Linked DNA regions of Homo sapiens: region 2 is linked to region 1. A link is an interaction called in ENCODE POLR2A ChIA-PET data of the cell type or tissue named here. Cell type or tissue: HepG2. All regions are shown on one strand. Each heading gives the region's core, and the rest is flanking DNA. Links, peaks and the distances in the headings are about the cores only. Region 1 overlaps TTC7A (tetratricopeptide repeat domain 7A). Region 2 overlaps CALM2 (calmodulin 2).

Region 1 (2,500 bases), core at 1-2,500:
GGGCCAGGCCAGCGGAGCCAGTGGAGCCTAGGGCCCAGTTTCCTTGGAGACCTCATTTTGGCAGCCTCAGGGAGTTGAGAACTCGAGAACTCCCTGAATGGACTGTAAGCTAGAGTCCTAGCCTGCCTGGGTCTCTGAGGCCCCCAGCCAGCCCATCCTGCCAAGAGTACATCTGGCTGGCCGGCACAGTGATGGCTGTGGATTTGGATACGTAGCCCAGGATAATCAGGTCTGCTCTAGCAGAGTCACCAGCACAGGAGCAGCCTTAGGGCCACCGACAAGCCGAGCCAGTGGCCCCACTGATCTTAGTGTCCTCCTCGTATGCTCCTTGACCTATCCACAAAGTAAGGTGCCCGGGGAGAACTCCGGGCCTGGCACTGGTGCCCACAGCCTGCACAGAGGCCAGGCTGGAGACCAACACAGAAGCCAGGCAGACTGGGGACCCAAGGCCCCGCGAGAAGGGTGGAAGGCTGGGTCTGAGGTTTGGCAAGGAGCAGGACTCTTAAAAAGAGACTCATGGGGTTCCTGCAGGGATGGAACGCTGACATGGAGTCAGTCACAGGAGCTAACGCAGCTCCCAGGCCTGAGAGCACGTGCCTTCAGGCTGGAAGGAAGGTTCTGTCCTATTCCTTAGTTTTCTGGCTTTGGGGCTTGAAGAGGGAAACGCACACTTTAAAAGTGTTTGTTCCACCAGTACTTTGCAAGGCATTTTTCATAGTGTCTCATCTTCATGGACACTGAAATAGGTTTAACCATTATCCTCGTTTTGTAGCAGAGAAACTGCAGCTCAGAGAGGTGAGTCCTCTTGCCCTAAGGTGCCAGCTGGGAAGTGGCAGAGCCAGGAGCCACACCCCAACCTCACCCCAGAGCCTCTGAGCAGGAGAGGGTGTTTATCTGTCAGCCACACATCAGATTCTTTCCACATCACCGCGTGAACATGTTCAGAGGGGAGGGCCTCGTCAGCCCTGGGTATGTAGCTGGCAGATTCTTTATCCCAGGGCCAGGCCTTCCTGGCCCTCCACCCTCCAGCCTGCCGTAAGTTTCTCTCCCAACCCTCTCTTTCCAGACCTGGTCACAGCCTTTCTACAGGGTGCAGAACCTCAAGCTAAGGGCACTGCTCAGTGAAGCAGCAGTGTGTGGGGGAGAGGATTCCCTGCATCCTGGGGAATCAGGCCAGGTTGGAGGTGCTAGGAATCAGGGATGAGGAGGAGAAGGCCAGCTGGGCCCTGCCGTGCGCCTGGACCCACAGCACAAGGAGGGCTGGCCTTGACCTGCGACAGCTTTGAGGCCAGGCCTGTCACTCACCAAACACAGGCTTAGCAGCCTGCATAGCTCACACAAGAGCACTTGGCCTGGAGTCAGGACCCCCACCTGGGAGCGCCTGCTCTGCTGCTAACTTGCTCTGCTGTGTGAAAAGAATGGAAGGGATAGAAGATAGCATTTTTGCATGTACATTAGCTCTTTGAACCCTTCTGTGGAAAAGCATATGCCTAATTTGCAGATAAGGGAACTGAATTCAGAGAGAATGAGGGACAAAGGTGAGTGAGCGGCAGCACCAACTCTAGAACCCAGCTCTTGTGTATTCACAAATATAGGACCCCTCCACTTGCCAAAACGAGCAGGATCAATCAGCTCAGATGACAGGCAGCAGGTGGGGGCTGCCTCAGGCAGGGCATGGTGCAGGGGTGCCCAGCAGGGTGCAAGGGCCAGGGACTCTGGGGTGTTTTGTAGAGAACGAGGAGATGACGTAAGGGGGGCAGCGGGCCACCTCACAGGTCACATGGGACTGCGTAAGGGGCTGCTATAGTCACCAGGACTGGCAGCCTCTTTTGAAGAAGAGAGTTTATGTTGGTAACTGCCGGAATTCTTTTTTCTCCTTAATGCTTGTGGAAACATTCCCCAGACCCTGTCAGGAGTGCGCAGGCCAGGGCCCATGGGGTGGGGAGCTTTTTCTCTGAGGGTAGTAACCTCCACAGCTGAATGTAGATGGGTCTGGGGAGGTAGAATCGGAGGCAAGGAGAGGGGCCTCGGGTGTCTTTTGCATCCAGGGGACTCTTGGGACCCATCCTGGGGGTGTTGTGTTGTGCTGAGAATGGTCTCTTCAGGAAAGGGCTCCTTGAACCTTCCATATCCTCCCATAAGTCCAGCTATGGGCAGAGACCCATCCTGGCAAGGTGGCAGGCAGCCAAGCAAGTGTGTGGTCTCAGCCCTGAAATAGTCCCCATAGGATGTGCTGGGGCACTGACTGACCCCATAACCCTGTTACCACTTGCAGGTGGGGCCCTGGCCACAGCTGCAAATCACCCGTGCCCTCTGCAGCCAGATCCAGTAGAACATTGGAGTCCTGCCTGCAGGGTTGGCGGGAGCAGTAGAAGGTGCCCTTCCATGCTGCACCAGCCCCTCCTGGGCTCACTGACTGGGCTACTGGAGCAGCTGGGGCCTGCCCTCTTTCATGCAGTGCTCCGAGAAGGGAGGCAGCAAACTCAAGCCAGTGAAAATT
Region 2 (11,285 bases), core at 4,748-7,247, 130 kb after region 1:
GTTTTGCCCAAGACAGGTGATCTAAATTCCATCTATCTACCACTTTAAATTCACTCTAAGGGGAAAGATAAAAGATTAGGTTAAACAACCCTCACCCACATTTATTTTAAAATGTAACAAAGGCCAGCCATGGCGGTGCATGCCTGTAATCCCAGCTACGCGGGAGGCTGAGGCAGGAGAATCCCTTGAACCCGGGAGGCGGAGGTTGCAGTGAGCCGAGATCACACCGCTGCACTCCTGCCTGGGTGACAGAGCGAGACTCTAAAAGAAAAACGTAGCAAAAGTAGCTTCAAATATTTTTATAAATATTAAAGTAGGAGGCGGAGCAAAACGTGTCTAGTAAAACTACAGAAGGAAAAACCCAGTCTTCCGGCAGATGGAGCGGAAAGGGAAAGAAATCCAATCACCATATTAAAGCAGTTGTCCAGTTTAATTAGTAGTGGGAAGAAGGGAAAAATACAGAAAACAAAGGGCGAAGGAGAAGGAAAAGGGAAGAAGCAAGGGGAAAAGAAATAAAACAAAGGAAATGTCCAATAAAGACCAGGAAGGAAGGTCCGCAGGTGGAGACGTGCGTGAGGGCAGGGAGAGAAGGGTAGGAAGAGGGAACGAGAGCGGCACGAAGGCCTGGGATTAGAGAGCGGTGGGAAAAGGGTAGTGGGCCTGGTGAGGGGAGCAGGAGCCAGGCCGGCAAGGGGCAGGCCATCTTACCGAAGCTGTGATGAATGATTCTCCACCCACCAGGTCTTCCCTTATTGAGGTGGAAGCGGTGGCGACGGCTGGCTGGTCCATGGTGGCCTCCTCTCTCTCTAGGCTGAACCTGAGCTCCGGTTGCTAGGAGGCGGGTGTGGCCCGTGGGCTCCCGAGCGCGCGCGCCTGGGACCGCTCCGGGGGACCCGCCAGGTTTGTCTTTAGTGCTGCAGGGAAGGGAAGCGGGCACGCACTTTGAGGTCCCGCGCGAAGAACTGCGCAGAGGAAAACCCTCGAAAAGAGACGGTTATGAAAGCTTGTGAGAAGAAAATCTAGAGGGCTCTGGAGTTGCTAGAGAGCCCTCGGGTAAGGATCTGCGAAAAGGGAGGCTTGTTAAGGGCTTGAGCGTACCCACAATCTCCATTAGTTCCCTTCCAATCCACCACCAATCGCACACCCCAGACAGGGAGGCAGTGTGCTTGGTAGGCATACTTAAGAGAAATCTGCCTTAGCACCCACTTTCTAAGATTGTTTCTAAGCTCCTCCAAATAGAAACTCTGGGGCTGACTTCTCTTGCTTCTGACTTGCAGAGTGGAGTGAGCACCAGACACAGCCGGTTTCACTAGCTGTGAAACCACAGACCACCCCATTCTTCTCAGTATAGACCCTTTTTATTGTCAGCCTCTCTAGGCTGTAGCTTCTTCTTAACCTAGGAACATTCTCACCTTTAAAAACAAACCCTCCACAACCTTAATTTCATTTTATACAGTACCTACTGTATTCCAGGGACTTCACACACATTAGTCTCATTTAATCTTCATACCAACCCTACAAAGTAGGTATTAGTTTCATTTTCTGGATGAGGAAACAAAGGTTTCCTTGGACGTTTAGCACAGTTCACTCAGCATCACACACAAATGGCAGAACCAGAATTAAAATCCAGACCTGACTCTAGAGCTCCACTGCCCTATACCATGAAGTTTCTGCTTCCCTTTACAAACTTTCAAGAGTAATATGGACTCTTTTCTCACTTCCCATACTTTCCTTAAAACATCTTAATCTGGCCTGCACACAGCTTTTAATTAAAATTGCACCTGAACTCACCAGGGATCCAAGTGCCAAATCCAGTGGGGATTTTCAGCTCTTATGAAACTTGGCCTTCAATTTTCATTGCTGCATTGATTATTCCCTCATTCTTGAATCACTCTCCTCCCTTGACTACCAGGACTTGGACGCTGGTTGCATATAATGACTTATTCTGTGCTTATTTCCTTGTCTATAGAGAAGGGGATAATAAAATTGGTACCTATCCACATAGGTTATAAAAAAGATTAACTCGAACTGTTCACAACCATGTCTGGCACAGTGCAGTCAGTAAATGTGAGCTGTCATTACCTTTAGGACAAAAGCAACATTTACAATCCAGTCTCTCGCTTCTCTCTTTTTTTTTGAAACGAAGTCTCACTCTGTTGCCCAGGCTGGAGTGCAGTGGCGCGATCTCACTACAACCTCGGCCGCCCGCCACCATGCCAGCTAATTTTTGTATTTTTAGTAGAGACGGGGTTTCACCATATTTGTCAGGCTGGTCTCGAACTCCTGACCTCATGATCCACCCACCTCGGTCCCCCAAAGTGTTGGGATTACAGGTTGAGCCACCACACCCGGCCACTTCTCTTATTAGGATGGCATGCTCTGCTGTATCATGCTTGCAAAAACCCCAAACATGCCATCTTCACATTTCTATTTGTCTCCACATATGCTAGCTCTTCTGCATGAAATGCTATTCTTTTCTTTGACCACCTGGAAAATCTCAAGGGTCAGCTCCTCTGAGTAGACCTCTAAGCCTAATCCACTAAGTCCCAAAGGACCCTGTGCCTATCATTGTTGGAAGATTCATTTTATGACAAATCGTTTCTCCTCTAATTTTAAACACCCAAAACACGGTTTTTAATTGACCCCTTTGAACACAAGGACTAAAATATTTGTTGAATAAACCACTGACTAGTTTTCCCCTCTAAGTAAATCCAAGACTAGATTACAGCAGTGCTTTTCAAAAATTGATATGCATACAAAATATCTGATGATCTTGTTAAAAAAACAGATTGATTCCAATTCTGGGGCAGGACCTAAGATTCTGCATTTCCAACAAGCTCCTGGGTGATTCTGTAGGTGACTTTTTGAGGAGCAAGAGACTAGAGGACTTCATCTAGTTTCTTAAAATACTGGGATTCTAAATTCATTTAACATAGCCTTGAAAAAAAAAACAGGCACTAGGTTTAAAATGAACAACTGAAATTAGAAAGTGAAGAGGCAATACCAAAGTTCTCACAAATGTTAAGAGATTAATCAAGTCCATTCCCTGTGCCTCATTTCATTTTCTTATTTTGGCTGAGCCTGTAAAACTGGCTCAGCAGACTAGGGACTGGTACCCTCGAGACTAAAAGAATATGAAAGGTACAGAGAAGTCCAGAAACCCATACAAGGTGTGACATTAGAGATGGGAACATCTAGATGAGAAAATAGTTTAAGTATCTCAAAAATAGAAACAGCATGGGTCAATGATTTCAAGGACTATCCACAAAGCAGATTAAGCACGTAGGATAAACATAGTGTTCCTTTAAGAAAACATTATCTTATATAGTATCACTGAGATTTATTTCCAGATTATTGTAAGTTTCAAAAAGGGGGAGAGGCATTTCTCTTGAGAATACATATCTATAATTGAGCTCAACAGTGCCTCTGTTACATATCAGATCTTTAAAATTGTTGCCGTCTTCTAAAAATTTTAGGAAAATACGTTACACCAAGGGTGATATTTAACTGCAATAGTTGTTTATTGGGAGAATCATCTGAGAGCAAACATGCCAGACAGTATTATGGTTGGTACAATTACCAAAATCCTATTAATATAACACTAATAGTATGGTTAAGACTTGAAGGTGGGGCTGGGCGAGGTGGCTCACACCTGTAATCTCAGTACTTTGGGAGGCCGAGGTGGGCGGATCACAAGGTCAGGAGTTTGAGACCAGCCTGGCCAACATAGTAAAACCCTGTCTCTTCTAAAAATACAAAAAATTAACTGGGCGTGGTGGCGGGCGCCTGTAATCCCAGCTACTCGGGAGGCTGACGCAGAATTGCTTGAACCTGGGAGGCAGAAGCTGCAGTGAGCCGAGATTGCGCCACTGCACTCCAGCCCAGACAACAGTGCTAGAGTCCATCTAAAAAAAACAAAAACAAAAACAAAAACACAACTTGAAGGTGATATCACAGTCCTGGGTTCCAATAGGATTATGTTGTAGGAAGCATTGGAACAGATTTGAACCCAGCTCATTATGACCACAGTTAAATTATACAATCATTCTACTCGTTTCCTGTAAAATCAAAATGCCAAGACTTCGTGACTTTTGTAAAGATTTCAACAATAGAAATGACCAATTATGACATAGAAGAGCCCAAAAAATGTTTCTCCTACCTTTGTTGTCCTTGTTAATTATACCTTGATATCAATTTATATAAACCTCATTGTTGACGCTGGAAAAACACAAATTGACTGCCTAAGTCCCTCATTTTTCAGGGTCATAACTGGTTTAATAGCACAATTAATGGAACACTTAATGCAAATGCCAAGGACAATGTTAAGGGCCTTACTTTCATTATTTCACTTAACTTTTAAAAAAGCCCCACTCATAATCCCAACACTTTGGGAGGATGAGGTGAGGGGATCACTTGAGCCCAGGAGTTCAAGACCAACCTGGGCAACATGAGTCCCTGTCTTTACAAAAAACAAACCTTGTTTGGATTTCCTTTCGACAAAATTTACTACATCCAATTAAGGGGAGTAGAGTGCACATCTAAAATCTTCCTATTTAACTGATTACCCGAGTATGTGATACCATTAGAACTATCAATGCCTGTAACTTCCCTTGCTCTAAAACATACTAATAGTAGTATTAAGATAGTCAATGGGGCAGTAACCTGCCAAATAATGAATTACCCCTGGGAAATTAAAGACCTTGTAGCTATAATAACCAGGTAACAATTACACTCAATGTTTTAATCTTGGCTCTGGTTTGCTATGGAATCTTTCATTAAGCATTTAAAAGGTACTTTAAAAAAATAAAAACCCTGATAACCACCTTTGGAGTAGCTCAAATTATAGAGAAAGCAATGATAGAAGCCAGCAAAAACTAAAACAAGGTGTAGTCATTGCCAATTTACTCCTAAAGACATCTTTTTTTGCAAAATGTTGCAGATGGGCAAGCTGAAAATTCTCATCTTATAGAATTAAAAAGCACAATGAATAAAATATTAGTTAATAGAAGTAAAACTATAAGGATGCTCACCCCAACTAGATTTGGTTTTTTTTTGAACATGCAAACATTTAAAACATCACTGCACAGCTTAAGTCAACATGGACAAATGCCAAAGTTGAAAACTATAAAGGTAGGAAACAGTAAATACCTACTTTATGCCAATTCCCATACTAGGTACACTTAAGTTTTTGAGTCTTTCATTGGGGCCTTTTGAAGTTGTCAAATACAATCTGGATAAAGAAACAAAACAAAAAACTTGCCCCTCTTTTCCCATGACTGCCACCATCTTGTTCTGTGGGCAGAGGCAACTCACAGGTATCCTGGATCTAACACAGTAGCACAGTACGACACACATGGTGGTGGAGGAATGTTGTGGGCACGCATGATGGTGGCCCCCAAAAGGTGACTACACTAAGCCAGCCCCCATAGATCCCCATCTTTTCGGCCTTCCTCTTCAATCTCTCCTTAGTTACACCCCTTATTTTGTTCCTCTTATTTTCTGTGCTTCTCTCCCTCTTTTCTCACTTTTCCAATCCTTTTCTCCTTCCTTTCCCACCTTCACTATTTCTGCCACCCATCTCCATATGCTTCCCCACACGAGAAAAAATTATCTAGACTATACCAAGCAGAAACCAATGCCATATTTTATTTTCAAAATTATTAGACTTCAACAGTTAAATGACTCAGATGCAGAGCAACCATTGGGTAAATTGTAATTTTTTTATTGGAAAACAAATATACAACTTGGAATGGATTTTGAGGCAAATTGTGCCATAAGCAGATTTTAAGTGGCTAAACAAAGTTTAAAAAGCAAGTAACAATAAAAGAAAATGTTTCTGGTACAGGACCAGCAGTACAAAAAAATAGTGTACGAGTACCTGGATAATACACCCGTTTTGCAATAGTGCAACTTTTAAGTACATATTGTTGACTGTCCATAGTCCACGCAGAGTTACAACTCCACACTTCAACAACAACATGCTGACAGTTCCTAAAGAAAACTACTTTAAAAAAGGCATAACCCAGATGTTCCCTCATTTGACCAACTCCATCTAAGTTTAGATGTGCAGAAGGGCTTAGATATATCCAGAGTAAGCCACATGCAACATGTTACTTGATCAATTTTCTAAAATAAGGTTTTAGGACAATGACAGTAAGATAAGGGAAGAAAACATGGAGGAATGAAGTCCTAATTACTATACATGCATATTTTTTTGACAGTAGGGAGAAACCTTTTACAGATAAGTTACAAACAAAGAAAAGGCAAATAAACAATTTTGTACAAGAAATTTAACACATTCTGTACAAGGTCTTCACTTTGCTGTCATCATTTGTACAAACTCTGAAAAAGAAGAAGTACACAAAAAATGAGTCAATAGCAAAAGACCAAAAAAAAAAAAAAAAAAAAAAAATCACATTTACTCAATTACTGAGTACTCTTTCCATTCCTCTCTTTCCTCAGAATTACCATTAAGTACAGAGGGAAGCTAGTTTATTGCCCAGGCTGGAACTTCATTAACCATAACTATTCAGGTTTATTAGTAAGAGCCAAATTAACGCTTTAGATAGGCCAATATAAAAAAGAGCATTCTTGGCTCTTAGTTTAGACTTGAATTTTAAGTCTGCTGGATTACAAGACAATATTGTAAATTCAATGCTATGGGCTAGGTTTAATTTTTATAACATTACATTTTATGCTCTTTTCTAAGTTAAGTAGTTACATCATGAAAAAAATACAGAGTTTTACTCAAAATCCTTCAGTTTCATATGCCTTGCTTCCTGATATGGCCATCTTAAAAGTTAGTAGATACGATACTTTTGAAGCACATGTAAACTTCAGTTTCAGACTAAAGCCAATTAAAGAAAAAAGACAATACAGTGCGGGGAAAGAAAGTCACATTAATTTCATTTTAGGAAACTTGGAATAAGTTTGCTTTCCACATTGTTCCACAATCACACAAACACTGAACAGTGCTTCTCAAACTTTATACATGAATCACCCAAGAATCCTATTAAAATGCTGATTCCAGGTGTAGGGATAGAACCTGATAGTAAATATTTCTAAATTAAGTTCTCAAGTCAGAGCAATGTTACCTAGTCTGCAGACAACACTCTGAATTTTAAGAAGGTTAAATGTAAGTAACTGTTTTAGCAACCTAATTTCAGGGGAAGGGTCACTAATTTCGATCAGTTCCCTAACAAAGAGCCTCTTATCTTAAAAATCAAAGTGAAGAATGAGGCGTGAGACTGAAACATTTACCTTCATAGTTTACTTGACCATCACCATCAATATCTGCTTCCCTGATCATTTCATCAACTTCTTCATCTGTTAACTTCTCTCCAAGGTTTGTCATCACATGGCGAAGTTCTGCAGCACTAATATAGCCATTGCCATCCTAGCAAAAAATTTAGTATAGTTTCTGAGTCAAATTACAGACTTGAGAGTTGGAATGGAAATTTATTAAGTTTACTACTAAATTTCACATTGGGGGAAAAACATACTTTAGAAATGCATACAAATCTACACAGTTGACCTACAAATGTCATTAAGAGCCAAGCAAAATGTCCTACATTGAAATCATTATTTCCTAGTCCCAAAGTCAAGTGACACCTCCTTTGACAAGATGAACGCAATACATATATTAGAAAGTCTATACTGAATTCTTAAAAAGCTTTTGCTTGGTAATTAAAATATGTTGGTAAATCATCAAAAAAAAAAAAAAAAAAAAAAAAAAAAACAACCAAAAAAACACAAGTCTTCATAATGAGTCCTGGTATCTTCATTTCATCCTCAAAATTTAACATATCCAGTCCTTGACGTACCTTATCAAACACACGGAATGCTTCTCTAATTTCTTCTTCACTGTCTGTGTCTTTCATTTTTCTTGCCATCATTGTCAGAAATTCAGGGAAGTCAATTGTGCCATTACCTGAAATGGTTTAGTGGAAACATCAAAGCTTTAGTGGAAACATATAAGCAAACAGCAAAGGTTTAGTGGAAACATCTAAGTATCACTTCTTCAACCCCTCCCAGCCCCACAAAATTGAAGACTTACCATCAGCATCTACTTCATTAATCATGTCCTGTAACTCTGCTTCTGTGGGATTCTGCCCAAGAGATCTCATTACAGTTCCCAATTCCTTTGTTGTTATAGTTCCATCACCATCTTTGTCAAATAGTGAAAAAGCTTCTTTGAATTCTGTTTGAAAGAAAGACCACAATCCAAATACACAGATTAATAATAAAATGTAACCTAAATGAAACGTATTAACTCTTAAAGCCTACTCAGTGGTGGGATCGTGCCAGTGAACAGCCACTGCACTTCAGCCTGGCCAAACTGTAAGACCCCACGTCTCAGAAAAACCCAAAAACTTTTAACGGAAAAATACCAATGGAGGTAGCAATTGAAATGTGACTTTGACTCCTAAAGATTAACCAATCTTTATGATACCTTATGATAATATTTCAAATATATCTTTGACCAATCATACCACTGTACTTTCATGCTGACCTAAGTAAAATTATCCTAGGTTTACAGAGGAAAAGAACCAAATCCCCAAATGACTGGCTCCTCTGTCACTGAAGCTGCTCTGTGGAACATAATTCAAAATTACAGACCTAACCTACACTCACAAAACAAAAATAAGACTACTGGTACCCAAATACGTATTTCTACAGAGTAATTAAACTGTTTCTGTATACTGTGTTTAGAGTTAGCCACTATGTCTAAATCAATCACCTACTAAATTAAAACAGGCTACTTTCCCTTTCTAGTAAGGCAGGAGAAGGGACTATATAAAGAGTCTATAACAATGGGCTGATCAAGATATAAATGTCCAGTTTTAGCTAAATGCATGTCACTGAGAACAAAGATCATTTTGAGCTTTCTTTGGAATATTAAAACCCCAACCTTATATAGTGAAACTGATTATTCCTCAACATCTTGTTGTGATAGTATGTTCCTTCCTGCTGTTGTTTTTTTTTTTGAGATGGACTTTCGCTCTTGTTGTCCAGGCTGGAGTGCAATGGTGCAATCTCAGCCCACCGCAACCTCCTCCTCCCAGGATCAAGCAATTCTCCTGCCTCAGCCTCCCGAGTAGCTGGAATTACAGGCATGCACCACCACGCCCAGCTAATTTTCTATTTTTAGTAGAGATGGGGTTTCTCCACGTTGGTCAGGCTGGCCTCGAACTCCCAACCTCAGGTGATCCGCCTGTCTCTGCCTCCCAAAGTGCTGGGATTACAGGGCATGAGCCACTGTGCCCGGCTATATGTTCCTTCTAATACATCACTAGATTACATGGAAACCTCCTGCTGGTGCAACACTCCAGACTACCTGGCTTCATTCACCATTTACAGATAAACTAAAACAAGCCAGGTGCAGTGGCTCACACCTGTAATCCTAGCACTTTGGGAGGCCAAGGTGGGCAGACTGCCTGAGCTCAGGGTGAGTTCCAGACCAGCCTGAACAACAGGGTGAAACCCCGTCTCAGGCCGGGCGCGGTGGCTCAAGCCTGTAATCCCAGCACTTTGGGAGGCTGAGGCGGGTGGATCATGAGGTCAGGAGATCGAGACCATCCTGGCTAACACGGTGAAACCCCATCTCTACTAAAAATACAAAAAAATTAGCCGGGCGTGGTGGCGGGCGCCTATAGTCCCAGCTACTCGGGAGGCTGAGGCAGGAGAATGGCGTGAACCTGGGAGGCAGAGCTTGCAGTGAGCTGATATTGCGCCACTGCACTCCAGCCTGGGCGACAGAGCGAGACTCCGTCTCAAAAAAAAAAAAAAAGAAGAAAAAGAAAAGAAACCCCGTCTCTACTAAAACACACACACACACAAGCTGGGTGTGGCGGCGTGTGCCTGTAGTCCCCCGTCTCTACTAAAACACACACACACACACACACACACACACACACACACACACGCTGGGTGTGGCAGCGTGGGCCTGTAGTCCCCCGTCTCTATTAAAACACAAACACACACACAAGCTGGGTGTGGCGGCGTGCGCCTGTAGTCCCAGCTACTGGGGAGGCTGCAGCAGCAGAACTGCTTGAACCCGAGAGGCGGAGGTTGCAGTGAGCCGAGATCACACCACTGCACTCCAGCTTGGGCAACAGAGTGAGACTTGTCTCAAAAAAAAAAAAAGAAAGAAAGAAACTAAAACAGACTAACTTTGATACTGCAAAGTTATACCAATCAGTAAATAATAAAGCTAGTATTTTCCAAGTAAGTCATTTCCCAGAAAATATTAGACCCTATCAGCAAATGAATACAAAAAGTTTCCAAGTTCATTGGGCCATTAAGCTTTCCCAACATAGCCATACATTTGAAAATTTATGTGACACATGTGTAAGAAATGGTGTACCTTCTTTACGGTCCAAGGCCAATTTATTCCCTGCCTGCTTATCCCTAACTCCAATTCGCGTACACCTTCCAGTTTCATTCCGTATTACCTCTTCCCTGGACTCAACTATTCTTCCACTAATTTGCCCATTACCACATAAATATCTTCACATCGCTTAGCCTAAAACTAAATTGAAACCTTAGTTATATTTTAAATGCTTGCCCTTATCCCTCCCCAAATTTTGGAAGGCACTACTACTCATACCAATTTCCTCTCTCCAAACAATCCACTATTTTAAAATGACATCCAGCTCCAACTCATCACCTGAAAATGCTGAGTTTACCAATGACTACTAGTCAGTCACCCAATCCATCAAGCATGCTTCAATGTGAAGCCATATGGCATAGAAACTAAAATGAGACTTTGTAACTTGACTACTGGGTTAGAATTTCCTAGCTCTGTTTCTTCTTCTGGCAATGCAATATGGACAAGCTACTAAACCTTTTCTGCCTCAGCTTCCTCATTTCTGTGAAATGACATAAATGTGCCCAGTAAGTGGGGTGACACAGTATACCATGCCCACAAGGGGTATTCACCTGGTCACCCCCCATAAAAAAATTAGTATGTGTCAAACACTTAGAACTATGTCCAACAAATACATACTTAATAAATGTCAAGATAAAGACTATCTCATTTTTTTGCAGCATCCAAAACTGCATGGAAAAACTCTCAAAATTTTTCTTGGCCTTCGTAACAGTACTTTGATTTTCCTCCTACCATATACTGCCAAAGGCTCTTACTCCTGTCTCTTATGTCTAGATGTGACCAATTTTATCCTTTTTTTCCACTCCTTGGCCACTTCATCTATACCCACTTACAACGAAGATATCTTTAGTCTACCCATCTCGCTCAATAAATGTCTTTATTTCTGGCTGTCTAC

What was found. ChIA-PET counts read pairs that join two places held together with the same protein. Peaks named below come from ENCODE experiments on the same cell type or tissue, not always from the same donor. Only the 100,000 strongest peaks of a DNase experiment are listed, where the experiment ranks them.
Region 2: POLR2A ChIA-PET joins it to region 1 with 8 read pairs; 23 of 35 experiments call an interaction of 5 or more read pairs at or near these places.

What each region holds. Positions count from the first base shown.
Region 1 is chr2:47,026,048-47,028,547 of GRCh38, forward strand. All of the region lies in intron 14 of TTC7A (tetratricopeptide repeat domain 7A), which reads left to right. Among named protein-coding and RNA genes, the nearest start is that of TTC7A, 86 kb to the left of the region's middle. In HepG2, for the core only: no CTCF peak of the experiment used is centred there; no DNase peak of the experiment used is centred there.
Region 2 is chr2:47,154,463-47,165,747 of GRCh38, forward strand. It overlaps CALM2 (calmodulin 2), which reads right to left. Exons shown (of 6, transcript NM_001743.6): 3 at 8,057-8,200; 4 at 7,824-7,930; 5 at 7,261-7,396; 6 at 5,622-6,342. The coding sequence ends at 6,314. STPG4 (sperm-tail PG-rich repeat containing 4) reads right to left here and starts at 846. Exons shown (of 7, transcript NM_001163561.2): 1 at 709-846. The coding sequence starts at 789. RefSeq lists an enhancer at 1,364-1,523. In HepG2, for the core only: no CTCF peak of the experiment used is centred there; a DNase peak (open chromatin) is centred at 5,929.